Regions from separate parts of the Mus musculus genome. Here regions 2, 3, 4, 5, 6 and 7 are each linked to region 1. Evidence: chromatin loops called from intact Hi-C (ENCODE). Cell type or tissue: left cerebral cortex. All regions are shown on one strand.

Region 1 (4,000 bases):
TCCATGAAATAGATTCTGAAAGGAATGTAAAAAGCAATAAGTAATAGTGAGTGGGTGAAATATAAACAAGGACAGTTGCCATGACAACGATGTCCAACCTAAAGAAGGAAAAGGTTGTGGGCACCTCGCAAATCATGAGCATGTGACTGTGGCTAAGACAATGGGAGGGTTAAACTCTGGGACTGCTTAGGAACTGAGAATACAGCCGCTGGACAAAACAGGACAAAAACTGCCATACCCGGGGATCCATCCCATAATCAGCTTCCAAACGCTGACACCATTGCATACATTAGCAAGATTTTGCTGAAAGGACCCAGATATAGCTGTCTCTTATGAAACTATGCCGGGGCCTGGCAAACACAGAAGTGGATGCTCACAGTCAGCTATTGGATGAATCACAGGGCCCCTAATGGAGGAGCTAGAGAAAGCACCCAAGGAGCTAAAGGGGTCTGCAACCCTATAGGTGGAACAATAATATAAACTAACCAGTACCCCACAAAGCTTGTGTCTCTAGCTGCATATGTATCAGAAGATGGCCTAGTCAGCCATCGTTGGAAAGAGAGGCCCATTGGTCTTGCAAACTTTAGATGCTTCAGTAGAGGGGAACACCAGGGCCAAGAAGTGGGAGTGGGTGGGTAGGGGAGTGGGGGATAGGGTATGGAGGACTTTTGGGATAGCAATGTAAATGTAAATGACAAAAATACCTAATTAAAACAAACAAACAAACAAACAAACAAAAACTCCAGGTCATGAAGCCCATGTCCTGAATTCTTCTCACCCTTAAGCATTAAGGGCCACTAATTCATGAATCTGTCACACCTGTGGGTAACCTACCAAGGTTAAAACTAAAAGTTTTATGTCAATGGTGAATACATAAATGAGAAATAAACAGAAGTTTCTTAATTCAAAAGAAAATATGGAGGAAAAATAAGCACAGAAACACATTATATACCAAACCCAGAGGGAGAGAGAGAAAATATGTCCACAGATTTTGATAATTAGCAATTAAAAAAGAATAATTTATCTGATCGTACTTCTTTCAATCTAGCTTAATGCTACTTTCAAAGAGACAGCTGAAGCTGAAGAAATGGCTCAGTGGTCAAGAACACTTCCAGAGCAACCTGTTTCAATCCTCAGCACCCACAGGGCCGTTCACAGAAGTCTGTGCCTCCATTTCCAGGAAATCTGATGCCCTCCCTCACATGGCCTCTGTGGGCTCAGCACACAAGTAGCACACAGACTTACACTCAGGCAAAACACCCACACATGAAAAATAATGAAATGATTTATTAAAATAAAAAGATACCTAAGAACTATGGACAAGGAAAGGATGAAAGTAAGAAGTGACCGGATGAATAAACCTCAATGCTGACATATCTTACTGACCTTTCTTCCTATATTGTTTTCTGTTTCCAGTGGCTTCTTTCCTCACTGCTGCCCCTTAGAGGGTAAACAAGGTTTTATAAATGAAATTGTACATATATATGTGTGTGTGTGTGTGTGTGTGTGTGTATATACATATATACATATATGTGTGTATGTGTGTGTGCAAATACATATGTTTGTATATATGTGTGTATATACATATATGCACATACACATGTACATATACATACATGTTGTCTTAGGGTTACTATTGCAGTGATGAAACACCATAACAAAAGCAATTTGGAGAAGAAAGGGTTTACTTGGCTTGTGCTTCCATATCACTGTTCATCATCAAAGGAAGTCAGGACAGGAACTTAAACAGGGCAGGTCCTGCAGCAGGAGTGAGGCAGAGGCCGTGGAGGGAGACTATTTACAGACTTGTCCCCAGTGGCTTGCTCAGCTGCCTTGTCACAGAACACAGAACAACCAGTCCGTAGATGGCACCACCTACAATGGGCTGGGCCATCTCCCACCAATCATTAATTAAGAAAATACCCTACAGGCTGGCTGGCATCCCGATCATATCGAGTCATTTTAGTAATTAAGTTTTCCTCCAATCTGCTGACTTTTGCTTATGTCAAGTTGATACAAAACTATCCATCACATGTGTGCATTTGTTTTTAAGGATGAAAATTGTACATTTTAGACAGGGGTGTGGAGAAATGAGGGCGAGAGGGAAGAGAAAGGTAACAGAGAGAGAAAGGGGAAGAGGATAGCATACAGCTACATTGTGTGGAAAATACTGGGTGTTGCTTCCACCAGCTTATACCACCAGAGGGCGCTTAAAGACAAGCTATGAGCAAATGATGAGCCTTTGCAGAAAAGATTGTCATGAGGGATCATAGACTCTCCCAACTTTTGCATAGTGTTTTTGGTCTGTTAAGTATCTCCAGCTCATTGAAATAAAATGGAATACAAAAGTCCAAGTCATAATGGCCAGGTACTTTTTTAAATAAAGAAACAAGATTTGAAACCAAAGAAATTGTTGAAAACTCCCTTGTTTCTATGGCCACTTTACACACACACACACACACACACACACACACACACTGTCTATATCTACATCTATATAATCTATATATATCTATATCCATATCCATATCCATATCTATGTCTATATCTATATGCAAGTGCTGAGGGAGACTTAGTAACAGTGGGATGCCATTGCCATTTAAGGCTTTCTCCTCTTCCCCCTCCCTCCCTCCTTCCTTCCTTCTCCCGTTTTTCTTCTTTTCAGATTATAGCTACATCATGTCCCTCTTTATTTTCCTCTGCCCAAAACCTCCCATCTACCTACCCTTGCTGTCTTTCAAATTTATGGCTTCTCCTTTTTTATTGTTTTATACAGAGAGAGAGAGAGAGAGAGAGAGAGAGAGAGAGAGAGACAGAGACAGAGACAGAGACAGAGACAGAGACAGAGACAGAGAGAGGCTCATAAAGCCACAGCTCTTAGAGGAGAACCCTACAACAACAGTGTTTCTGAACCTGAGGGTCGCTACCCTTTGGGGGTTGCGTGTTCGACATCCTGCATATCAGATATTTACATTGCCATTCATTACAGTAGCAAAATTTACAATGATGAAGTAGCAATAAAATAATTTTATTTTTGCAGGTCATCACGGCATTATGAAGGTTGAGAACCCTGACCCACAAGATCCACTTTACTAAAACCAGCATAACCCCTAACCAGTGTCTAAATATCTGTCCCTATACTCACAGAGAAATGTATTCGTCACCCCTCATTAATAACACTTCTTCCTGCAACAGGTGAAGACCATTTCATAAACCCCAACCAATCAAAACGCAGAGATGTGGAATGCAGACCCAATTGGTACATCTGCAGCACAGAGATCGTTGTAGGAGGGGGTGCTGAAAGATTAAATCAGAGGAGCAAGGTGTTGGCTGTGAGGTTGTCTCCCCTGGGAATGTGGGAAGCCACACCCATAACGTCTCACCGACAAGACTCCCTAAACTCAACCTAAACAAGATTGATACGGGGGGGGGGGGGACGGGGGGGGGGACAGACGCGCTCGTGCGGGCGGGGGAAGCTGAGGAGGCTATGCAAAGAACAAAGACTATTAAGGAAGGCACGCTGCGATCTGGAGACTACCGCTGAGGCGTTGCTCATTGTGGGCTAGAGAGTGGGTGGAGTTTTGTCTTGATCGATAGACAGGCTTGGGCAATGTAAGCCTTTGCTCACTGTGCATGCCCTTTTATCCATAATGCAACGTATAGGCATAAGGAGGAAACTATGGGATTTTCCCTTAAATGTTTCTCAAAGGATACAGTTTGACTAACTATGCATGTGGTTTAAGCCAGTCCAGGATAGAACATTGGTGCATTGCCAAGGGGCAGGGGAGTGCGCTAACGATTGCTACAGTGCTGTGGGTGAGCATAACTGTGAGCCTTTATTTAAAGAGGGGTTGTGGATGCAGTTTAACGGAGGTGGCGCTCCAGGTTGCTAAGTGCTTTGCTGGCAAAGGAGTAGGGGTGGAGCTTAAGCCTTGCAGAGGTTGCTAAGCTACCCCTGCTCTCACCTGCCTCACCAACACTTCATTATCCCTTAGCCTTG
Region 2 (4,000 bases), 320 kb after region 1:
ACAGTCTCCCTCTCCTCCCAGTTCCTGCCCCCTCATGTGGCCCCTCCCCTCATCATCCAACTATCTTAATGTAGGAAACCATATACTTTGAAAGCTCACTGAGGACAATGCCACCTTTTCCAGGGATGTGCTCAATGTGGAGAATGAAAGAGTGCTGTTGAGCGCTGCCAGCTTACCTTAACCTTGCTCCTGCCTTTAAAATCAAATTGCTGGTGGATTCCAGGAGCTAGCAGATACGCCCTTATTTCTTTATTGGTTCCAAGGAATGTATTTCTGAGGTCAGGCCTTGATAAGAAGAGACAGGGGTGCTAGGCACAGTCAGTGTAATAGTGCTTAATGAATTCATTTTTCAAATTGAAGATAAACAACCATGTTTATACAAAATGTTTGCCAAGCATAACTGAATGCCATTTTAAGGAGAGATATGAAAAATACATATCCCTTGACTCTTAATTAAAAAAAATACATCATTTTTCTTATTTAAAAAAACCCTTATTTTCTTACTATAAATAAGATAAAATACAGAAAAGCAAGAAAAAAAGGAAAAGAAAAATTCTTTGTAATCATATCATACATTGATAACTTTCCACACTGAGTATTTATTCGGAAAATAGGTTGAGATATGTTAGGCTCATGTGGAATTTTGAATTAGTTTCTTGTTTTATGTCTTGCTGAATAATTCCTTAGTTGCACAGAAAGAAGTTTAGTTGTGGGGAAGAGATTTCCAGATCCGCATTCCAAGCCTTATGCCACCAAATGCAGCTTTGTGAACAGAACAAGGAAAATGCTTTGGCAGGCTGAGGAAACTAACACCTGAAAGTCTATAGCTAATTTCAGCCAGAGTCTGTGTGGCTTAAAGGATAGACATCGAATTCTCACAGTTCTGGGGAGTAGGCTGGCTCGTGGTGACCCCTCTCTTCCAAATGTCTCTCCTCTCATTATAGCCAACAGGGAAGTCAGTAAAACATCATTTTACTGGTGTCTTTTTCATGAGATAGCCTATTCCATTCACAACTACACATCACATTCTGGGATTAATTATATACATTCCCAAACCCCAACACCTTGTATTATCACAACAGGAAGTATAATTTGAACCCATGACTGATGGGCTACACAAATGAGTAGTCCACAACATGAAGATACCAAATCAGAGAAGGGATCACAAAGAACAACCCTTCTTCATAGGTCTTCTAAGCTACAAACAATTGGTTCAGTGTTACTAACCCTCAAATGAAGTGCACTTAGGAAGTCAACTGTGACCCCATCACAAGCATCTTGTGTTTAGTAACAATGTTGGCAAGAAGGAGCGGGGCTTCCTCCTTCTGTTTCATATGCTAATGCATTCATACACTTAGCAGTTACCCAAATGTGTATTATGTCCCAATGAGATTGAGAAAAATAAACAACAGGACGAGAGATGCAGTCGGTTTTCATTTTTCCTTACAAGATATAAAAGCCCACAAAACAATAGAAAATAAAACCCTACAAAATGGAAAATACAGTGCACTTGGAAAAATACTCATGCCTGAGTTTTAATAATGAACAACGGAGCTGTTAGGTGGTTAAACAATTTATATTTTATATGAATAATGTATGCTTATTATTACTGTTGTGTGGTAGGTAATGCCTTCTATACTTACCATTCATTTTGGAAAAACAAATGAGGCAATGAATGTAAAAGCCTTTGCGGAATATATGCTTTAACAAGAGTGCCAATATTTATTGTGAATAATTTGAAAATCATGTGGATTTCTGGTATGCTTTTCTCAGTTGCTCATTTTGAACACATCATTTGCTTCTGAGGTTTTAAGGGTTATGAAACAAGTAAACATTTTAAAATGTTTTTCTTTCTCCAGTAGCTGTTTTCCCTCTAGTGGTTGCTGTGGAAATCACATGAAAAATGTCTAATGTTCAGATGAAAATGAAACAGAGCAAACGGGAGAGCAGACGCTCTGAAATATTGAGACAGCAGTATGATGCATACAGAAAAATGATCTGACCTAGCTGTGTTTTAAGTTTATCAGCTTTTCAAAAATTAGAAAAATTCTTTACTACTTTTATCATACTTAATGGGTTTCAGTGGAGATAGGAGTTGAGATGTCCGAGGTTCAGGAGGAACAGTGAGACCATACACTACCCACTCCCTCACACATGGGAAGCACATTTACTAATAGGCACCTACTCGTTCTTCACTGATTTTCTGATCTGGCTTCAAGTCCAGCAGTAATCTCTGTTGTCTCTGCTATTGGTTTCCTCAAAGGAAGCTGAGCAGAGCTTCCATGTGTATATGCATTTTTGCTCACTCACACTCTCCCTCCCTCCCTTCTTCCCCTCTCTCCCTCACTTTTTCCCTTTCTCCCTCACTTTTTCTTTCCTTTCTTTTAAACAATTTAGTCTCCTCTCATTCTGCTGTTCTGAAGCCTCTCTTAGATTCCTCTCCACCATGGTTCTGTGCGTGCTGACATCTTTATCTCCCCATCTCTGCATTTATCTGCCATTTGCTCTGTTTTAGCACCATCTGCACATTGCTACTGTACCCTATGGACCATGTGCTTGCAGATATTACATAGCTCAAAGAGACCTTTTCTGGCCAAATGAACATAATAGGTGTTGCGAGTTATTTTTATCTCTCTGCCTAGTATTTTAACTACAACACTCTTACCAAGATCTAAATTTCAGCATTATATTTTCCAGCTTTTTTTTGCTATTGATCTTTTGTTATTAATCATTTTATTCATTTATATTTTAAATTATATCCCCCTTCCTGGTTACCCCCTTCAATCCCCCAAGTCATTCCTCCTCCCTTTGCCTCTATGAGGGTGCTTCCCCACCCACTCCTGCCTCACGCCTCTAATATCCTATTCACTATGAAATCAAGCCTCCCCAGGACCAAGGGCCTTCCCTCCATTGATGTCAGATAAGGCCATCCTCGGCTAATATGTATCTGGATTCCTGGCTCCCTCCATGTATTCTCTTTGGTTGGTAGTTTAGTCCCTGGGAGCTCTGGGTGGTCCAGTTAGTTCATATTCTTCCTATGGGCTTGCAATCCCCTTCAGCTTCTTCAGTCCTTCCTCTAATTCTTCCATAGGAGTTCTAGGGCTCAGTCTGATGGTTGGCTGTAAGTATCTGCATCTGTATTGGTCAGGTGCTGGTAGAACCTCTCAGGGAACAGCTATACCAGGCTCCTGCCAGCAACTGCTTCTTGGCATCAGCAATAGTGTCTGAGTTTGGTGTCTGCAAATGATATGGATCCCTAGGTGAGGTGGTCCCGGGATGACCTATCCTTCAATCTCTGTTCCATTTTTTTTGTCCCCGTCTTTCCTTTGGACAGGAACATTTCTGGGTTTAAAATTTTGAGATACGTGGGTGGCCCCATCTCTCAACTGGGGTCCTTTCTACTGGAGGTGGTCTCTACAGGTTCTATCTCCCCTCTTTGGGGTATTTCAGCTAAAATCATCACCATTGGCTCTTCGGAGCTTCTTGCTTCACTGGAGTCTGGGACTTTCTAGTGGTTACCCCAGTTCCCCATCCCTCTCTGCTACATGTTTCTATTCAGTGTCCTGATCCTCTGTACTTTGCTCCTGTCCCTTCCAATACTGTTCCTGCCCCCCCTTTTCTAACAACTTCAACTGATACAGGAAGATTGAAATAATTTCAGCATTACTTAGTGTTTATTAACTCACTGTGAGAATGGGCCATAAGGCAAAACATTAATGAATGGGTTTCACTTGCTTAATAAATTTTCTGAAACCCTACAGAGTTTTGGTGCTCTGTTTTTGTTGAGATCCATTCCTTTATGTTGGAAAACACTAACATCCTCATTAACTTTCCATTCAGATGATGTTTGTTAGAGTTTTACAAATCTTTATTTACAACCATTCCCATTAACTCATTAAATTTAAACACGAGGAAAAGGCTTAGTGAGAGTTTTTAAAGCATGTAGTAATATTTTCAGTCTTCTTTAATTAATCTAAATTGATTTTGATTTTAGCGAAAT
Region 3 (4,000 bases), 230 kb after region 1:
GCAGTAGTTATAAAGGTTCCTTAAAATAATGGGATCAAAGGTGCCATTAGGCAGCCATTTAGAGTCTTTATCTATTGGGTATTGGGGTCAATTTTGACTGTAATAGTGTATGGGTTTGGAAAATAGTTTCAGATGTTTGAGGTTTTACAGGAGGCATCCCAGTGGGGAGGCTGAAGGTATGGATGAAGGCACCATGATACCCATAGGTGAGAAAAAAGTTTATTACATTCTATTGCTTGCAGCATCTTGAGAATAGAAAAATAATAACAGAACACATGTGATACAGGTTGGCTTACCAGACCATGATGTGGTAACCAGGTACCAATTGTGGTAGATGCCTGAGAAACATGGAAAACTCAATAGAATATACTTCAGGAGAAAAGGGAGGAGCCTTGTTTTGATAAGAGAGAAATCTCATCCAAGGGAAGAGCTCCAAAAGGAGAGGGGAGATGTCATTGAGAAGGGCCAGTCATAGACCATGGCTAGGATTCCTCTGTCCTGAAGGACACCATAGGGATGCTTAGAGCTCAATAGTCATTCCCTTGGGACTAGGGACCATTTATGCCTGAAGGGGGAGGTGCACTTACCAATTCACCAGTGTTTTGATCTGGTGGCTAGAAAGTAAGTCTGAGTGGCAGGCAGACTTGTCAATGGGGTGGGAATGGGTGCCTTAGTGGGCCCATGCTGAGGCACCCTCCCTGGGATACTAGCCATAGAATGATGGGTCTAGTATAAAAGGAAATTTATTTGGCATTTGAGAAAGGGGTCTGGGGAAGGGGGTTGAGGCAGGGAAAGAAAGGAGACAGAGAAGTACAGAAAGAGTGAGGAGAGAGAAAGAAGGGAAGAGGCAAGTTGGGAACACAGGAAACAGGGGAGAGAGGAAGAAGATGGAGAGAAGGAGGGAGGAATGGAGGGAAAGAGAGGGGGGGAGAGAGAGAGAGGAAGGAGGGAAGGAAGGAGGGGAGAGAGAGGAGAGAGAGGAGAGGAGAGGAGAGGAGGAGGAGGAGGAGGAGGAGGAGGAGGAGGAGGAGGAGGAGGAGAGAGAGAGAGAGAGAGAGAGAGAGAGAGAGAGAGAGAGAGAGAGAGAGAGAGAGAGAGAGAGAGAGAGACCTAAACAGCGAACAGAGACCCAAACAGTCTTATACTGGAGCCAGGCTGTACTGGGAGGTTGCTAGGTAACTGTTGAGTAAAACCTAGAGGAAATACTAACAAGTATAGTCTGTAAGTTGGATATTAAAATTTTCTGTTGGTTTAAACTCATGTCAAAACAGTCTTCTCTGGTGAATAATCCAAAACATATCAAAAATCAGTTGCATGTAGCTGCAAGTGTTTATATATGGGATCTCTATTCTGTTTGATTAACTATTTGATTCCAATACAATGCTAGGTTTTTTTTTTTAACAAGAAACTAGAAATGAATTTAAAATTCTGGGAAAGGAATATGAAGAGGAAAGTTCTGTTCTGGCTCGCAGTGTGAAAGGATCAGGCAGGGGATGTGGTGACCACTCACTTACATCTGAGTAGATCAGACCAGCGGCAGGACTATATTCTAAACTCTCAAGTCTCATTCCACAGTGATATACCTCCATATCCTCCAGATAGGTCCCACCTGCCACATTTACTACAATCTTCCAAAACAAAGCCACCAGTCAGAGATCAACATTTTAAAACAGAAATCTGTGGAGGCATATTTCACAGTCAAGCCTTGACAGCAACATGAAATGTAAGTTCCTTCAAGGACAAACATTCCTAACAGATGAAAAGCTTGAAATAGCTTGAGGCTGGGTACAAAATAAAATATGGTCATGATTATAAAGTAGAATCATTCAACAGTTACTAATGTATTAAAAGAGGATTTTGGTCTATTCATTACCTGCTGTTATTTCAAATTTTCTATTGTTGATAGTAATGTGGTTTCTAGCAGATACTTTTTGTTAAAGAAAGGTACTAGAAACAGGGTATGGTATATGATGAGTTTGTCTCTCTTGTGGGAAAAGAATTAAGTTCTTAATAGTAAAAAATATGGTTATTCGTTGCCTGGTCAAAGTATGGAGCTTAAAACAGATATCATCTGAACAAATTTGTAAATGTCTTTTCTAAGGCAACTCTAGCCTTTCTAATTTTTTTAAAATGTGAAACCATTCTAAATTTGCCACTAGATGACACTATTGCCTCCTCAGCAGTTTTAGCACAGAGGCAGATTTCTGCTGTGAATGTTCTGGAAAGGGAAGCTCTGCCAGCCATACTCCCTATTTAACCCATTCATTCCATCACTTGGCATACAGTTCTAAATTGTTGATTTTCCCAACCTCGAATCCATAGTGTAATTATTAAAACCAATCGAATTAATAACCCAGGAAATTCCAAGCATTGGTCCTCCTTCTATAAGAGGTCACCTTGCCTTATGTTTTAAGTAAAGCAGTAGGTTATTTCTGAGTCCGGCTTTTGACTACCTGGCAGTTCTTATTCCCTCCTGTACCACTCCATTGTCACTGATGGCTAGACAAATATTCAGAATTACTCTAGTGGGATGCTTTTCCGTCTGCCAAAGCTGCAGTAATGAGTAAGTACAGAATATCCACAGAAAAGGTGAATTTACAGTCCCTTCATATTCTACCCTTGTGGCACCTAGTGCTAAATGATGCATCAGACTTCTCCAAAGGGCTACTATAATAAAAGAACTTGATGTAATTGTGAAGAATTTCACACTAAATGAAAAATATGTATTCCATTCCCATTCATATTACAAGTACCAAAACCACTAAGTTAATTTTTTTTTTAATTATTGTTTTTTGCAATGTTAGGGCTTTGCCTAGAGGGAACTCAGAAATACCTAATCTTGATATTTTTCCATCAATAATTTCACTTTGTAAAATTATTTCCTTCTTGTCATTGTTTGAATAAAAATGGCCCCTACAGGGTTAAATATTTAAATGCTTCTTCCTCATCAGGGGATGGTGTTACTTGAGAGGGATTGGGAGATATGGCCTTGTTAAAGTCGGTGTGGGGTGTGGCATTGTTTAGAGGAAGTGTGTCATTGGAAATGGCCTGTGAGGTTTTAAAAACTCAAGCCAGGCACAGTATCTTACTTTTCCTACTGCTTGGGGATCCAGATGTTGAACTCTCAACGACTTCTTCAGCACATGTTTTCCTGCATGCCACCATGGTCTCCACCATGACGATAATGGACTAAACCTCTGAAATTGTAAGCAAGGACCAATTAAATGCTTTCTTTTATAAGAGTTGCTGACATCATGATGTATCTTCACAACAATAGAACAGTGACCAAGAGACTTCCTTTAGACTCTCTGCTTACTATCCAAGGACTCATCCTCTTACCCAGAAAGCTCATTTTTGTCTCAGAATACATCTTTGTCTGGTTACCAAAGAATGTATCCTAAATTAAAAAGAAAAAAAGAAAAAAGACATTCTAAAATACCAGCTTTCTGAGCTATGATATCAGAAGAAAGCAGGAAGAGTAAAGGGAGGGTCTGCTCTGACATAGTTTCTTAGTGCAAATTTCTGCTATTTCAAGTTCACAATAGAAATATAATATCTAGGTCTGTGACTTTCACAGTCTTCTGGTAGTGTCTTTTAGGTATGCATCTCTCTTTTTTGTCATGAGTCACTAAGAAAATAAACAGGAGGAACAAGCATACTCCAGAGACAGGTGTTAATTAGCTCAATCTGCACAACTTAAATTATCATTACCAAAATGTCAGGCCACGTCTAGCCAATAAATACCATTGTGTTCAATTGAAAGGCTTAAAGTCTTTGTAAAAAAATAATAACAAAATAAAAAACAAACAAATAAAAATTCAGTAGGTTCTGTTTTGGTTTTCTGAACATCTTGGAAATGTTACCAACTTTTTCCCTAATTACTGCCCACGCCTCCTCTCAGAACAAGCAGGAAGTAACTCTACTAACTACTCTTAAGAACTTAGTACTCTTCCTATTAAATAGACAGCTAACAGGATATTGCCATCTCTGTTCCAGCCTC
Region 4 (4,000 bases), 590 kb after region 1:
CACTCAGGATGATGCCCTCCAGGTCCAACAATCTACCTAGGAATTTCATAAATTCATTCTTTTTAATAGCTGAGTAGTACTTCATTGTGTAAATGTACCATATTTTTGTATCCATTCCTCTGTTGAGGGACATCTGGGTTCTTTCTAGCTTCTGGCTATTATAAATAAGGCTTCTATGAACATAGTGGAGTATGTGTCCTTCTTACCGGTTGGGACATCTTCTGGATATATGCCCAGGAGAGGTATTGCGGGATGCTCCAGTAGTACTATGTCCAATTTTCTGAGGAACCGCCAGACTGATTTCCAGAGTGGTTGTACAAGCTTGCAATGCCAGCAACAATGGAGGAGTGTTCCTCTTTCTCCATATCCTGCCAGCATCTGCTGTCACCTGAATTTTTGATCTTAGCCATTCTGACTGGTGTAAGATGGAATCTCAGGGTTGTTTTGATTTGCATTTCCCTGATGATTAAGGATGCTGAACATTTTTTCAAGTGCTTCTCAGCCATTCAGTATTCCTCAGGTGAGAATTCTTTGTTTATCTCTGATCCCAATTTTTTAATGGGGTTATTTGAGTTTCTGGAGTCCACCTTCTTGAGTTCTTTATATATATTGGATATTAGTCCCCTATCTGATTTAGGGTAGGTAAAGATCCTTTCTCAAACTGTTGGTGGCCTTTTTTGTCTTATTGATGGTATCTTTTGCCTTACAGAAGCTTTGCAGTTTCATGAGGTCCCATTTGTCAATTCTCAATCTTACAGCACAAGTCATTGCTGTTCTATTCAGGAATTTTCCCCTGTGCCAATATCTTCAAGGCTTTTCCCAACTTTCTCCTCTATAAGTTTTAGTGTCTCTGGTTTTATGTGGAGTTCCTTGATCCACTTAAATTTGATCTTACTACAAGGAGATAGGAATGGATCAATTCACATTCTTCTACATGATAACCGACAGTTGTGCCAGCACCATTTGTTGAAAATGCTGTCTTTTTTCCACTGGATGGTTTATGCTCCCTTGTCGAAGATCAAGTGACAGTAGGTGTGTGGGTTCATTTCTGGGTCTTCAAGTCTATTCCATTGGTCTACTTGTCTGTCACTATACCAGTACCATGCAGTTTTTATCACAATTGCTCTGTAGTAAAGCTTTAGGTCAGGCATGGTGATTCCACCAGAGGTTCTTTTATCCTTGAGAAGAGTTTTTGCTATACTAGGTTTTTTGTTATTCCAGATGAATTTGCAGATTGCTCTTTCTAATTCGTTGAAGAATTGAGTTGAATTTTGATGGGGATTGCATTGAATCTGTAGATTGCTTTGGCAAGATAGCCATTTTTACTATATTGATCCTGCCAATCCATGAGCATGGGAGATCTTTCCATCTTCTGAGATCTTATTTTCTTTCTTCAGAGACTTGATGTTCTTATCATAGAGATCTTTCACTTCCTTAGTTAGAGTCACGCCAAGGTTATTTTATATTATTTGTGACTATTGAGAAGGGTGTTGTTTCCCTAATTTCTTTCTCAGCATGTTTGACCTTTGTGTACAGAAAGGCCATTAACTTGTTTGAGTTAATTTTATATCCAGCTACTTCACTGAAGCTGTTTATAAGGTTTAGGAGTTCTCTGGTGGAATTTTTAGGATCACTTATATATACTATCATATCATCTGCAAAAAGTGATATTTTGACTTCTCTTTTTCTAATTTGTATCCCCTTGATCTCCTTTTGTTGTCGAATGGCTCTGGCTAGGACTTCAAGTACAATGTTGAATAGGTAGGTAGAAAGTGGGGAGCCTTGTCTAGTCCCTGATTTTAGTGGGATTGCTTCCAGCTTCTCACTGTTTACCTTGATGTTGGCTACTGGTTTGCTATAGATTGCTTTTATCATGTTTAAGTATGGGCCTTGAATTACTGATCTTTCCAAGACTTTTATCATGAATGGGTTTTGGATCTTGTCAAATGCTTTCTCTTCATCTAAGGAGATGATCATGTGGTTTTTGTTTTTGAGTTTGTTTATATAATGGATTACATTGATGGATTTTCGTTTATTAAACCATCCCTGCATCCCTGGAAAAAAACCTACTTGGTCAGGATGGATGATTGCTTTAATGTGTTCTTGGATTCAGTTAGCGAGAATTTTATTGAGTGTTTTGCATCGATAATCATAAGGGAAATTGGTCTGAAGTTCTCTATCTTTGTTGGATCTTTCTGTGGTTTAGGTATTAGAGTAATTGTGGCTTCATAGAATGAGTTGGGTAGAGTACCTTCTACTTCTATTTTGTGGAATAGTTTGTGCAGAACTGGAATTAGATCTTCTTTAAAAGTCTGATAGAACTCTGCACTAAACCCATCTGGTCCTGGGCTTTTTTTTTTTTTTGGTTGGGAGACTATTAATGACTGCTTCTAATTCTAATTTAGGGGATATATGACTCTTTAGATCGTTAACTTGATCCTGATTTAACTTTGGTACCTGGTATCTGTCTAGAAACTTGTCCTTTTCATTCAGGTTCTCCAGTTTTGTTGAGTATAGCCTTTTGTAGAAGGATCTGATGGTGTTTTTTGATTTCTTCAGGATCTGTTGTTATGTCTCCCTTTGCATTTCTGATTTTGTTAATTAGGATGCTGTCCCTGTGCCCTCTAGTGAGTTTAGCTAAGAGTTTATCTATCTTGTTGATATTCTCAAAGAACCAGCTCCTCCTTTGGTTGATTTTTTGAATACTTCTTCTTGTTGCCACTTGGTTGATTTCGCCCCTGAGTGTGATTATTTCCTGCTATCTACTCCTCTTGGGTGAATTTGCTTCCTTTTTTCTAGAGATTTTAGGTGTTTTGTCAAGCTGCTAGTGTGTGCTCTCTCCAGTTTCTTTTTGGAGGCACTCAGAGCTATAAGTTTCCCCCTTAGAAATGCTTTCATTGTGTCCCATAAGTTTGTGTATGTTGTGGCTTCATTTTCATTAAACTCTAAAAAGTCTTTAATTTCTTTCTTTATTCCTTCCTTGACCAAGGTATCATTGAGAAGAGTGTTGTTCAGTTTCCACGTGAATGTTGGCTTTCCATTATTTATGTTGTTATTGAAGATCAGCCTTAGTCCATGTTGGTCTGATAGGGTACATGGGACAATTTCAATAGTTTTGTATCTGTTGAGGCCTGTTTTGTGACCAATTATATGGTCAATTTTGGAGAAGGTCCCGTGAGGTGCTGAGAAGAAGTTATTTCCTTTTGTTTTAGGATAAAATGTTCTGTAGATATCTGTTAAGTCCATTTGTTTCATAACTTCTGTTAGTTTCACTGTGTCCCTGTTTAGTTTCTGTTTCCACTATCTGTCTATTGATGAAAGTGGTGTGTTGAAGTCTGGCAGTATTATTGTGTGAGGTACAATGTGTGCTTTGAGCTTTACTAAAGTTTCTTTAATGAATGTGGCTGCCCTTGCATTTGGAGCATAGATATTCAGAATTGAGAGTTCCTCTTGGAGGATGTTACATTTTATGAGTATGAGGTGTCCCTCCTTGTCTTTTTTGATAACTTTGAGTTGGAAGTCGATTTTATTAGATATTAGAATGGCTACTCCAGCTTGTTTCTTCACACCATTTGCTTGGAAAATTGTTTTCCAGCCTTTCACTCTGAGGTAGTGTCTGTCTTTTTCCCTGAGATGAGTTTCTTGTAAGCAGCAGAATGTTGGGTCCTGTTCGTGTAGGCATTCTGATAGTCTATGTCTTTTTATTGGGGAATTCATTCCATTGATATTAAGAGATACTAAGGAAAAGTAATTGTTGCTTCCTATTATTTTTGTTGTTAGAGTTGGCATTCTGTTCTTGTTGCTGTCTTCTTTTTGGTTTGTTGAGGGATTACTTTCTTCCTTTTTCTGGGGCGTGGTTTCCGTCCTTGTATTGTTTTTTTTTTTTTTTTCTGTTATTTTCCTTTGAAGGGCTGCATTTGTGGAAAGATAATGTGTGAATTTGGTTTTGTTGTGAAATATTTTGGTTTCTCCATCTATGGTAATTCAGAGTTTGACTGGA
Region 5 (4,000 bases), 150 kb after region 1:
AAAGTCCCTGTCATGTGGTTGAATAAGTCTCATTGTGAGAAGGGGAAGAGATCCTGCTCTGAGCATGTGAGCCAGCACATGTACATTAAAGATCTGGGAAGCAATTTTCCAACTTCAGCGGAGATGAGAATATCCAGGATGGCTAATAAAAGCCGGTACGGGTGGCTGAGCCGCACACCAGAATTTATGATTTGTAGGTCTGACGTGGGACATAGGTGTTCCTAAGTGGGGCTCCTGTGTTAGTCCAGAGACCCCACTTTACTGTTTCTGTGGGGTGTACACCTGGCATGAACTTGGCAAAGAAGGAATTTTATGTGGCAGAGTTAACCTCTACATGGAATTACTCCTTCCCGTGTGGGCTGCTATGTTAGACACACTACTTTTCCTTGAATAGCACACTACCTCTCCAAGTTCGACCATGAGTTCACAGTATCTCTGTATTTGTCCTAATCTCAGGTGGATTTCAGCAGCTTCCTTCAGTTTTTTCTCCTTAGTAGGTGCGCCAACACCACCACCAAATTTAGACATCTTGATTGTCGTTAGTTCTTGGGCTTCTGACTGAAAAAAAAATATAAGTGTAGAAATGAGTAGAAGAACAGATAGTCTTAAAGCAGGCACTATTGACAGTTAAATGTTTGAATGGGATATGTCTTTTATAAGAATTTACTTGTTTAGTATACAGTATTCTGCATGCATGTATGCCTGCACACCAGAAGAGGGCACCAGATTTCATTTTAGATGGTCATGAGCCACTATCTGGTTGCTAGGTGAACTCAGGACCTCTGGAAGAGCAGCCAGTGGTCTTAACCTCTGAGTCATTTCTCCATCCTCTAAATGTGGTACTTTTTATCTGTAGGATATAATGTTTTGATCAGTTCATGGAATAAGCGGTTTGGAAGAGGTCTGTCTCATTGTCCCAGAATATCTACATTTACTTACATAATACATACATTTGAGAGAAAGAATAGGAGTCCCATTCTTATTCTTACTGTCCTTACCCTTTCTCAGTGTAGGTTATTTAGAATTCCAGAGGCCAACGGTGCTGGGATACAATTGGTTGGATATAGAAAAATGCTCTCCAATCTCCCATATTGTAAGTGTGCTTCTAAAATAATTGTCAGGCATTTCATTTGTGACTTAAGAATTCTCTTTTTATGAAGGTAATCATCGAATCTTAGTCTTAGTATTACTTTCTTGCTGTTTGAACTATTTATATTTTATTAAAATATATAAACTTTGCTTTTTTATTTTTTGCTCCCAGGGTTGAGTTTATTGTTGATGAAGTATATTCTCTTAGACATAAGGTAACCAAAAGTCACAAGAGTTCATAGACTATAATCACCCGAGGTCACAGGGTAAAGATAAAGCTTTTCATGGGGTCCAAATTCAACTTGCAGACTCATGGAATTCAATCTAATAGAATCCATGGCCACCTTAATCTCTTCTTAAATAATTCATATTTTCCAGTATTGGTCTCACTATTTTATCTTTTCTGTGTTTATTTCAGCCTACCAGCAATTTTCCTTTAGTAGATAAAACCCAGAAATTTTGGTTTGAGTATACCGCGCTTGTGCACTGTATAGAACTTACGGTTCTAAATTTGATCAGGTGTTTCAAATGCATCATTCCTTTGCAGTAGTTCTGAGGGAGCAAGCTGTCATCTTGTCCTTTAATCACGGACACCAAGTTCCACAAGTTGTCACTGCCACCTGGAGGCTGGAAGTAGGTACTGAGTAATCAAAAACAATGGCACAGAAAAGAAATTCTCCTAGTACTTTATGCCTTCAGGGGTATCATACCGTACAGTTCTCTGAATTAAAAAAAAAAAAAAAAGTAACAGCAATCTAAAAGCACATTCTCATTTATTTTCTTCTGGATTTAGATCTGCTCTCTAATATTGTACAGATAATGTTAAAATTCATATACTGAGCTGGGATGGTGAATGTAAGCAGGAAGCAGCTTAAAGAGAATAGTTGTGGTGACTCATGATGGCTAATGAGACGGCGTAAGAATTATAACTCCTATAATACTTACTGATAAACATTCTGAAAACAGTCTTAGCTTTTTCGCCCGAGGGTTGCACGTTAGTTTTTCTACTTCTTGTTTAATGTCTCTTGACACTTTGCCGCAGAGGAGAGGAGGACAGTCTTGACGTATCGCATTATCTGATGAAAAGAGACGGTTCGCTGAGGAACTTTACTCAGAAAATATTATTTAAAGATAAGATCAAGTACATGCACATATTCAATACCAGTGTTTCCGATAACTTCGTCCCAAGATCTGTCTGCCAGAATATTTATTTGTAAAGGGGTGATTAAAGGTATTAATGACCAGAGTCTCACTGTAGAATCTCGGGAGCAGGAAGCCATCGTGAAGGGACGACTTGGATGGCAAGTTAAACCTGGTGGGGAAAAAAAAACAAGCCTGTTTTAACCAAAATAAGCCCAGCAAATGCTTCTTTTAAAAAATATGTACCTTTTTATTAAACTATGACAAAATTGAAGTTATGAAGGAATGTGAGTAACTCAGAGGCTCTCTGAGCCCAGTTTCTACTTGTATCTAATTAATACAAGAAGGCAATACATTGCTTAGCGTATTCTGTAAATATAGCTAGAAATGTATGAATATAAGAAAACAAAATTTCATTTGCTTAGGCATGAAGTATATTGTAATTCCATTAGGGTTCATGAAATCTATGAATTAACAGATGAATAAATGAAAGTTCAGGTTTCAAAATGAAAAGACCTTTAACTTCAGACAACAGAAAATGTTGTGTGTGTATACACATACACACACAGACACACTCACATATATGTTTGTGTGTGTGCTATAGCTTTCCACCCCCCAACACTCCTTACTGCCCAGATTCAGATATATTCTTCTGTAGTGATTGTTTTATATGTACATATGTGTGTTTGTATACACATGTAGCCTACTGATGTTATTTTGTGTTGCCCATATATACACGTGTTTAGGGCTGACCATTAGAGATTGGATGACTGACTGTATATTCATCTTTGGAACAAAACCCTGATTCTCTTCCTCTCAGCAGTCAGCCTGCCTGCAGTTTTTCACCCAGGGACAGGCCTTTACAAGCTCAAATAGAAGACCTCTGAAGGAAAACACGCAGTTGTAAATGCATGGATTTGGTCCTTTTTCTCTAGGAAATGTCTACTTACCCCCTGCAAGGCTTAAGAATAACAGAAAATATAAACACAAATGGGCAATTTGCTTTCCATCACACGCTTAATTGAACTAACAATTGTTATATTCAAGAAACAAACATTGCCCGCGATCCCCCCAAATAAGATAATGGTCAGATAAGTTATATCAGCACGATTGTTAGTTTCATGATCTGGAGCAAGGGAACTGACAGGATCCAACCTGCATATATGGACCTGCCACACATACATGTAACAGAAGCTCAATTCCTGTAGAATGAGTTCCATATGCTAATTAACCCCCTCATCTGAACAATCCCTAGCGTCTTCTTTGGCTATGTTGCGGTGACTCTAACAGGTTTACAAAAAACAGACAGGTGTTTACTCCATTGTGGAAAAAAAATGTCATTTCAAAATAAAATACTGTGGCTTAAGAATATTGCATTGTTCAAAAAAATAAACATCATAATTACATCAAAATTACAAGTACATGGAAAAGAGTTTACCATAAACGTCTGCACCGTGATCATACACAGTATCTAGGCAAACTCCTCCTCGAGTATCCCACACTTTGATAGTATAGTCCCAGCTTCCAGAGATTAGTAGGTATGGAATCTCAGTATTCCACATTAACCCCCTCACAGGTGCAGTGTGTCCATTAAGAGTGCTTACGCAAGCATCTTGAGTATAATCCCAGATTCGAACAGAGCTGAAAGACAATTTTACGTCTAAATTATAACTTCTCCAAAATGTTAACATTGTGCCAATGGAACACAACTTTTTGTTTGTTTGTTTTATTTTTTTAGCATGTTTAAAAAGCATTTTTTATGGAGCTGGAC
Region 6 (4,000 bases), 2.0 Mb after region 1:
AAACTAGGATACAGATGCAAACTGAGAATTCTTGAATGAGAAAAGACTCACATGGCTAAGAAACTCATAAGGAAATATTCAGCATCCGTAGCCATCAAAGAAATGAAATAAAACCTGTCATACCTGTCAGAAAAGCTGAGATCTATAACACAGCTCATAATAACAGCTCATGTTGATGAGGATGTGAAGCAAGGGAACACTCCTCCATTGCTGGTAGAAGTGCAAACTTGCACAACCACTGTGGAAATCAATATGGCGGCTCCTCAGAAAGTTGAGAATCAATCTACCTGAAGACCCAAGTATACCATTCTTGGACGTATACCCAAAGGGTGTTCCATCCTACCACAAGGACACTTACTCAAACATATTCAATGTGGCTTCATTTATAAAAGTAAATGCTTATTTCTAAAGGTTGTTGGAAGACGGGACATTAAGATTACCTTTGTGACTTACCTCTTCATATCCTGTCTAATATTGTCACAAAGTTGCTACCCTCAGAAGCCCCTTCCCTCTAACTAGGAGAACTCTCTCCTTTAAAGGCCACTAAAATAAGGGATTTCCTTTGTTCTTTGGGCAGATGCTGAATCTCCTGTGCACGATTCCCTCTCTGGGCTTTCCGAAAGAGGTTCCACCTGAATTCCATCTGAACTCATCTCCTTGGAAGAATCTTACTTAGAATAGAGAATCCTCCTATGAATTCTCAGTAGATACGTCACTGTCCCTCTCCGGCATGTGTAGTGCTGACTACCTACCTTCTCATTCAATCTGTCCTTATAATGAAACGCAGGAACGGGACCTATGCAAATACATACATCAGAAATGTCCGTGGTGATAATGTGTATTTGGGGTTTCTTGTTTTGTTTGTTTGTTTTGTTTGTGTTTTTCTTTTTTCAAGGCAGGGTTTCTCTGTGTAGCCCGGGCTGTCCTGGAACTCACTCTGTAGACCAGGTTGGCTGCAAACTCAGAAGTCTACCCATCTCTGCCTCTACACCACCGCCACGCCGCTGACAGTGTATATTTAGAATGATGCATGTTGATGAGGCTAAGCTTTTGATTTTGTTGGTTTGAGGGTTATTTGGGAAGGGTTGTTTCTTCTGATACTGTATCAGAATCCAGGCTGGCCATTAACGTTACCAAGTAGCCGATGACCTTGGACTTTAGATCCTCCTGCTTCCAACCTCTGCTCAATGCTGGGATTAAAGGTTTGCGAGCTGGTTTATGCTGAGGGGGTGGGGGGGGGGGTGCTGAACCTAGGCTTCAGGTACTCGAAGCTATCACTCTTCCACAGACTACCTCAGCAGTTATTCAAGTTAATGTCTCAGTTTGCCCCTCGCGAGGGGCGTTTCCTAAAAGTTCTATAGATCCTTTTCTCTCAACTTCATCAAGTTGAAAACCATTGAGTAATTTGAAGTGTGGTATCATAAAATTCACGGAATTTTGCTCCTTTTCACTTGCCTACTTTCATCCTTATATCTAAAAGAGGAAGAAGACGGTTTCCCAGAACCGTAGCGAAGAACAGCTGCATTCTGGGTAAATTATTAATGGGAAGACAGAAAAATTAAGGAATGGCTGCACATTTCTGAGAGCCATTAAGATTATAAACCAAATATTCTCTGTACCCTGACAAAGCTCAATGTCAAGCTCTGAAGTGCACATTTTTAATATCAGTCTGCTAGCCCTGGTTTATTTTACAAGGTTTAACTCTGCATGTGGTGCCTTCGGTGGGTTTTATTTATTATGTCTTATTTAATTTACACCAACACTGATATTATAGTTGCAATTTAAACCTTGCCAGTTACCAGTAATATCCATCATTACAGATTCCTTTTATTTGTTAAGAGAACAAAATTAATCCCGTTTCCTGTTTTTAAGCAAGTTAACAAAAATACAAGCCTCTTCTGCCATCTAGTGGCCATCTGAATTTTTAAACTAAAACCTGAAACAAACCACTTTAAGTTTGGCCCTAAAATACTTTATAATTTTTAACCAGAAATCATTGGACATTAAAATTCTAATAAAATAAACTATACATTTATGTTGTATATAATGACTACAAATAATGTCAGTTTCTTCTTTGCAACGAAACATTGAGTGAATATGTTAACAGCATATTTCCATTGTACTATTTTTATGTTGTTTCTTTAAATGACTTTACTCTTAATGGCTAGAGTCACAGCATGTGACAGAAACAACCCATATTTTCCCATGATGACAATTCCAAACTATTTTGAAAGTGCTTATTCAGGTTTGGGTTCCTGCTGGCAGTGAATTTTGCCAGGGTTCTATGGTTCTGTCTCGGCCATTCTCAATAGCAAGGAATGATGACCCTGACTGAGGCATTTTTAAATGGCTTTCCCCTAATGACTCGCAATGATGAACATTATGTTACATGTTTATTGCTATCCATGTTTTTGCTTTGGGAAATGTCTGTCTTCTGGCCATTTCTTTTTAAACCGTTATCTGAGAGCTCCTTAGATATCCTAGGTACACTTCTTTCCTCCAGAATGGTGGATTTTTTTTTTAAATGCCCCATGGTTGTGTAGCTTGTCGTCCTGCTTCCTTAAAAGGGTTTCCTCAGCACACACTCTCATTTTGGGTCTAGTCAATCAAAAATGTAAGTATGATACTTTTCAAGCCGTCTTTACTTGGAGGCTCTGTTTTGTTTTGTTTTGTGTTGTGTTGTGTTGTTAGGCAAGATCACGAAAGTTCCCACCTGGCCTTGGACTTCTGATCTTCTTGCTCCCATCTCCAAAATGCTGAGACTAAAGGCATTGTTGCCACCAGTTTGCTTAGCACCAGGGATCAGAGTCAGGATTTCACTGAAATATGTTTTTCAGCCCTGGGTGGTGTCATTTTTAATAACCCTGGATCAGAAATCCTAAAGGCCTTACCTCCTGCTATTTTTCTTACATTTAACTCTCCTATGCTGCTTGCACGAAGATTCTCTCCCCTGCCCAGTTGTTCCTGTGTCTCTGTTAAAGTCCACTCACCGAGCACCTTGAACTGGCACCTTTTAGTCAAGCAAGCACAAGCTGAATTCTCATGACAGGCCTGTGACAAAATAAATGTAAAGGTATAGATGAGCTAATTTTTATAAGAAAAAATGAAATTCACCAATATTACAAAACTTCAACTGTAAAAAATAAAAAGAAGAAAAGAAAAATAAAATCCATTTTTCCTTGCCAGCCCTTGCTACCGGAATGGTGACACTAAGACGATTTGTTCATTATTAAATATGTTGTCCACAAGCTTTGGCTCATTCCCTGAATAGCTCCTAACTTATTGAAACTATTCTTTATCTACCACTTAGTTAGTTCTTTTCAGTTCCCCGTCCATTTCTTTCTTTGTGTCTCCTCAGCATTCCCTCAGCTTCTCTCTCTAATCTCTCTCAGTATCTCTCCTTATTCTCTCATGAGTTCAGCTACGTACGCCTTTACTTCCATCTCCCCCAGGTTCTGGGCAAATCTCCCTTTTATTCTCTCACTATTTCCCAGAATCCTCTCTCTTCCTGACATTGTCCCACCTCCTCTTTCCTGCCTCAGCTCATTGGCCATCATCTTTTTTATTGACAGGTGATGCTTATAAGAGATTTTTTCTACAGTCAACTAGGAAAAAACACAGAAAGTTATTTAGTATTTTAAAACACCTCCCCCCCCCCCATTTTAAAAAAAAATTCATACCAGATGTTTCCTTTAGGTAAGGATTTGAACAGCGAATCAGTAGATGGCGGAGGAAGTATTTTGGGAGAGACATCCACAATTACATCTTGGCTGGGCTTGATCAGCTCCCTATAGGACCTTAGCCATTTTTATGAAGTTAAACTAATTTAACTTAAAATGAAATTTAACTTTTAGGGTGAACTTACACGTCCCAAATCCTGAATGAATTTTCCATTTATCCCAAGTCCATTTCTGCAAAACAGTATTGAAAGGAATTCATGAGCTGAAGTATTTGGGGAATTTGTTATGGCAAATGTTTTATTATAAACATTTACCTCCTA
Region 7 (4,000 bases), 220 kb after region 1:
CAGTGTGGTCTTCATTACAATGTTTCAGACAATAAAATTAGATTAAGTTAGAAATTTTATAATTTTATTAATACTGACATAGTAACCACTGTTGGCCTTCTATGGCTCACAAGATAAAATAAGCAAAACATAACAAAATAACCTAAAAAAATGTCATGTTCTTCTCTGAATTAGTATAAAAGCTTTCTTGGCCCATCTCTACTCAGGCTAAGGACTTTAAAGTCATTTACAGAAAACAATAAGAAAAACTGCCTAAATATAGTAGCTTTTCCTTAGAGCAGATGAGTTTTTAAAATTAATTTTCAAAGCTAAATTCATCTGTAGATTTCTATATGTGATGCAAGAGGCCATTGGTCTTGCGAAGATCTTATGCCCCAGTACAGGGGAATGTCAGGGCCAGGAAAGGGGAATGGGTGTGTTGGGGAGCAGCGTGGGGGGAGGGTATAGGGAGGATTTGGGGATAGCATTTGAAATGTAAATAAAGAAAATATCTAATAAAAATAGTGTGATTTTAGAATTCTGATATAACATTTTAATTATAAAATTAAAGAGAATGAAGTTTTTAAAAGGCAACTAAAAATACTATTTCCCCAGAAGTGTTTATGCTTCTTTAGCAATCTATTAAAAATCAACACAAGGAGATACCAGATCAACATAAATTAAAAAAAAATCCAACTAGTCTTTATATACACATTTGTAGACCTCACTTTAAAAAAGAAACTTTCCTTTTATGGGTATCTTTTGAAATAGATTATTAGTTAATTTCAATTTAGAAAAGTTTCCAAGAACTCTTAATGTGCTAAAACTACCACTTGTTACATTAACCCATAAATAATCCACTAAAGCAAGTTTCCCAAATTTTCTTGAATTGACAAGTTTTCAGAGTTACTGAAGTTCGTCAGACAGCCTCAGATTTCTGTCTTCCAACATAAAACTATAACCATGGCATGGCACATTCTGGTTGCTGCAGCACCTTGCAGAATAAAGGAATACTTACAGGTTTCAGTCACTACTGTTGCAGTGTTAAGTTCTCCCCGTTCAAAATAATGATAAGAGAACACAGGAACCAGCAAATGTATAGAATATTTTCATCATTTTTTAGTTCAAGTTTTTAAATCCTCATAAATTCCCTTGCATCTAACTAGTTTTGTGATCATTGTAACCTAGAAATGATATGATAGTGATAAATTTGGCAATTATAATATCATATTATTAAATTGAATACTTCATATTTCTTAAACAATGGGTGCGTATTTCTTAGTATTCTTTGGAGGATAGTTTGTTCTGAGTAAGTTAGAAATATATCTTCAAATCTATGTTAAAGACATTTATATAAAATAAATGATGACATGTGATTGATATATGATCTAACTTTTTAGTGTATTTTGTGTATTCTAATTCATTTTTAATAACATAGACTTTGCTCCTATGAATACTTGCATACAAATGTGGATACATCGGTAAGAGAACAAGAAAGAATTTTTATGATCTCCTTAATATACAACAATCTTTTCTCAGGTTAGTATTGCCCTTATAACATTTCTTTTTAAAAGCTTTCTTGGTACAGCCATTTCAAAGGGACAAAGTAATCTATGCAAATACGTCTTGCCCATTGGTGGAATAACATTCTAGGTTATAGACACCCATATACTTAAAAGCTTAGAAATAACAGCAAAAATGTGTTTAGAAACAGCCCCAGCTTCCACGCAGGGGGAATCCTCATACATGTTGAGTTCTAACTATGCCTTATAATACTCAGGTGTGTGGCTGCAAAACTCCTGGGATTAGCTCCTCAGGCATCATGGCTTGCACAGCACTGTAGGAGGCTCAGAGTCCTAGTCTGCGACCTTAGAGTGCTGGTCACCAACGTGAAGCCAACTCATTCAAATATCATCCTCTTTGATTGGGCGCTGAGCAAAGTCTCCTACACTGCAACCCCACTTGAGCCTTACCTGAAGGAGACAGCAGTTGCAGCTCTGGACAACCGCAGGTGCTGAAGCAGGACCGGCCAAAGGGACCGCCCTGGCCCGCGCACCCGCCACGCCCTCCTCGCCGCCCACTCAGCTCTCAGGGGCGGGGCGGCCCTGAACATCCCTGAGCCAGAGTCGGGTTCCGCCCACCCTTCACAGTGCAGGTTGGGGAGGACAGCACTCTGGATCCCGCCCCAGAATTGCACGTGACAAGCACCCTAGTATCTGATTGGAGCACATGGGACAGGGAGGCGGAAGTCCCTGGTGACCCCTGGAAACAGGGCCCGGAGAGTTGGTTACCTAGCAACGCGGCTGCTGTGCAGAAGATGTGATTCCTAAGCTTTGAGTCAAAGCTTCAAGCTAAGCATGTACATTATTTTAAAAGGTGGAGCAGAAGGAATACGTCCCACTAGCGTTGTCACTGCCTAATTTGCTACATCGAAGCTGTACCTTATATAAAAATGAATCGAATGTACAAGAAATAAATCACCTGGTTTCTACATTAGTCTTGAAGCATTGCTTGGAATGTGAGTCTAGAGTGCTCGCTGTCCTGCACGTCTTAATATTTCATTGGTTCAAGTAGCCGCATGAACCACATCTGTGAATGAAATTGTTTTGATTAGTCCAGCTGCAAGCAATTAATAAAACTGTCCATAACATGAGCAAAACATATTTGCCCCGTGGACACTGGTGGAAAGCATATGCTAGTGTCATGTAATTAGGGTTTATATTTCTGAAGTAGCTTCTTTAATTTGGTCCTTTAGTCAATACATTAGAGGAAATTGGCCTTCGTATACTTGAAACTGACCATTAAAAGCACAGTATGCACTCCAAAGGGAGTAAGCAGATGTTCAGAATCAATGTTCTGAGAGACCATGATACAATACAAGGAACATGGATACAAGTTGCCCCAAATAGTGTGTTCCACCGTGGAAGTAGTTAACAAACTATTGTCATAATACATCAGGTAAGCAAGATACATAAACCTGGGAAATCTGCTAGATGCTGTCTAAGGACAATCCTTAGCCTGTGGTTAGTAGAACAGTCTGCCAAGTTAATATATTTGAAAAGCTTTGCCATAATAGTGAAAGGCATGTTATATCAGATACAGAACAATAAACAACTATTACAGGGAGTAAGGTAGTCCCAAATAATTTTGGCGATGGACTTTTGGCCAACTCTCTACAAACAAAATTAGTCTGTAGACTCTTCTACATAACCGTGAATTTTTTTTTCAGAGAAATTCATCCCACAAAGTGTAGTTCATTTATGATATTTGGAGCTTCAATCATAGGCCAAGTTCTGAACAATCATCTACCCTTACAAGAGAAAATCTCTGGAAATATTTCCTATTCACCTTCACAATGCATACTGCTACTGTTTTCTTCCAACATATTCTCTAGAGGCTCTGTTTCCTTAGAATCACTTATGCTATATTTGTAAATCAAAATTTACTTAAAACTAACTCTCCTTATGGAAAATAAATTTGTTAAAAGCTAAGACGATTTCTTACAACTGTTTGCCCTATCCCATGTTGAAATGACTAACAGTAGCAGGTCTCCAATAAATGTTTGGTGAACGAATGAATGGAAATTAAACAGCATAGAATATCTTGAAAATCCATGTGTTAATGCATATAGCTTTATGTACTGAACTCTAAATGTAGTTATGTAAGATACTATGGGTTGATTTCAGAAGAGGGACTTTTAGAGAATTTTTTTTCTTTAACTTTATTCAGGAAATAGAAACAAATGGGATTTTATAAGATAGAAAAGAATATGGGCAATCTATGCAGCATGATCTGTACTGGGAAAGCACATCATGAATTTAATAGATCATGTCCTGCTTGCTTTTTTTGTGGAAGGTGAATGTGGCTGTCCACAGATAGGAAAGGATCTAGAGACTGTGAAAGGAAAAATAAAACTAGAAATATAGAAAAACTAGATGTGGGGAATACAGAATTCAGGATTTAGGTCAAACATTAACCTCTCCTGGCCAAGAGAATCCAATTGAAGCTAGTAAAATTGAGC

The links. A loop is a pair of places that touch in the nucleus more often than their neighbours do. Peaks named below come from ENCODE experiments on the same cell type or tissue, not always from the same donor. Only the 100,000 strongest peaks of a DNase experiment are listed, where the experiment ranks them.
Region 2: a loop joins it to region 1, with 3 times the contacts of the local background. A loop is called at or near these places in 5 of 42 quality-filtered maps.
Region 3: it touches region 1 in a loop (2.9-fold over the local background); 3 of 42 quality-filtered maps call a loop at or near these places.
Region 4: it touches region 1 in a loop (8-fold over the local background); 2 of 42 quality-filtered maps call a loop at or near these places.
Region 5: it touches region 1 in a loop (6-fold over the local background); 37 of 42 quality-filtered maps call a loop at or near these places.
Region 6: a loop joins it to region 1, with 7 times the contacts of the local background. A loop is called at or near these places in 8 of 42 quality-filtered maps.
Region 7: a loop joins it to region 1, with 3 times the contacts of the local background. A loop is called at or near these places in 3 of 42 quality-filtered maps.

The regions. Positions count from the first base shown.
Region 1 is chr8:54,505,747-54,509,746 of GRCm38, forward strand. No RefSeq gene overlaps it. Among named protein-coding and RNA genes, the nearest start is that of Spcs3, 22 kb to the right of the region's middle. In left cerebral cortex, a CTCF peak has its summit at 2,200 (motif pointing right); DNase peaks (open chromatin) are centred at 311, 1,857, 2,202, 3,291 and 1 more place; H3K4me3 peaks cover 1,226 bases; H3K27ac peaks cover 785 bases.
Region 2 is chr8:54,828,085-54,832,084 of GRCm38, forward strand. It overlaps a transcript of Gpm6a not described here. Among named protein-coding and RNA genes, the nearest start is that of Wdr17, 110 kb to the left of the region's middle. In left cerebral cortex, a CTCF peak has its summit at 1,884 (motif pointing left); DNase peaks (open chromatin) are centred at 1,888 and 2,178; H3K4me3 peaks cover 403 bases; H3K27ac peaks cover 1,289 bases.
Region 3 is chr8:54,734,663-54,738,662 of GRCm38, forward strand. No RefSeq gene overlaps it. Among named protein-coding and RNA genes, the nearest start is that of Wdr17, 12 kb to the left of the region's middle. In left cerebral cortex, a CTCF peak has its summit at 2,158 (motif pointing right); DNase peaks (open chromatin) are centred at 1,623 and 2,211.
Region 4 is chr8:55,095,396-55,099,395 of GRCm38, forward strand. No RefSeq gene overlaps it. Among named protein-coding and RNA genes, the nearest start is that of Gm51571, 18 kb to the right of the region's middle. In left cerebral cortex, no CTCF peak of the experiment used is centred here; no DNase peak of the experiment used is centred here.
Region 5 is chr8:54,659,182-54,663,181 of GRCm38, forward strand. Wdr17 (WD repeat domain 17) reads right to left here. Exons shown (of 30, transcript NM_001372370.1): 14 at 3,668-3,870; 15 at 2,252-2,401; 16 at 2,035-2,165; 17 at 1,591-1,716; 18 at 403-558. Among named protein-coding and RNA genes, the nearest start is that of Spata4, 60 kb to the left of the region's middle. In left cerebral cortex, CTCF peaks have their summits at 717 (motif pointing right) and 1,709 (motif pointing left); a DNase peak (open chromatin) is centred at 1,700.
Region 6 is chr8:56,484,324-56,488,323 of GRCm38, forward strand. It overlaps 4930518J21Rik (RIKEN cDNA 4930518J21 gene), which reads right to left and starts at 645. Exons shown (of 3, transcript NR_131020.1): 1 at 454-645. In left cerebral cortex, a CTCF peak has its summit at 1,912 (motif pointing left); a DNase peak (open chromatin) is centred at 1,873.
Region 7 is chr8:54,722,336-54,726,335 of GRCm38, forward strand. Wdr17 (WD repeat domain 17) reads right to left here and starts at 2,033. Exons shown (of 30, transcript NM_001372370.1): 1 at 1,953-2,033. In left cerebral cortex, no CTCF peak of the experiment used is centred here; DNase peaks (open chromatin) are centred at 2,175 and 2,878; H3K4me3 peaks cover 1,354 bases; H3K27ac peaks cover 1,380 bases.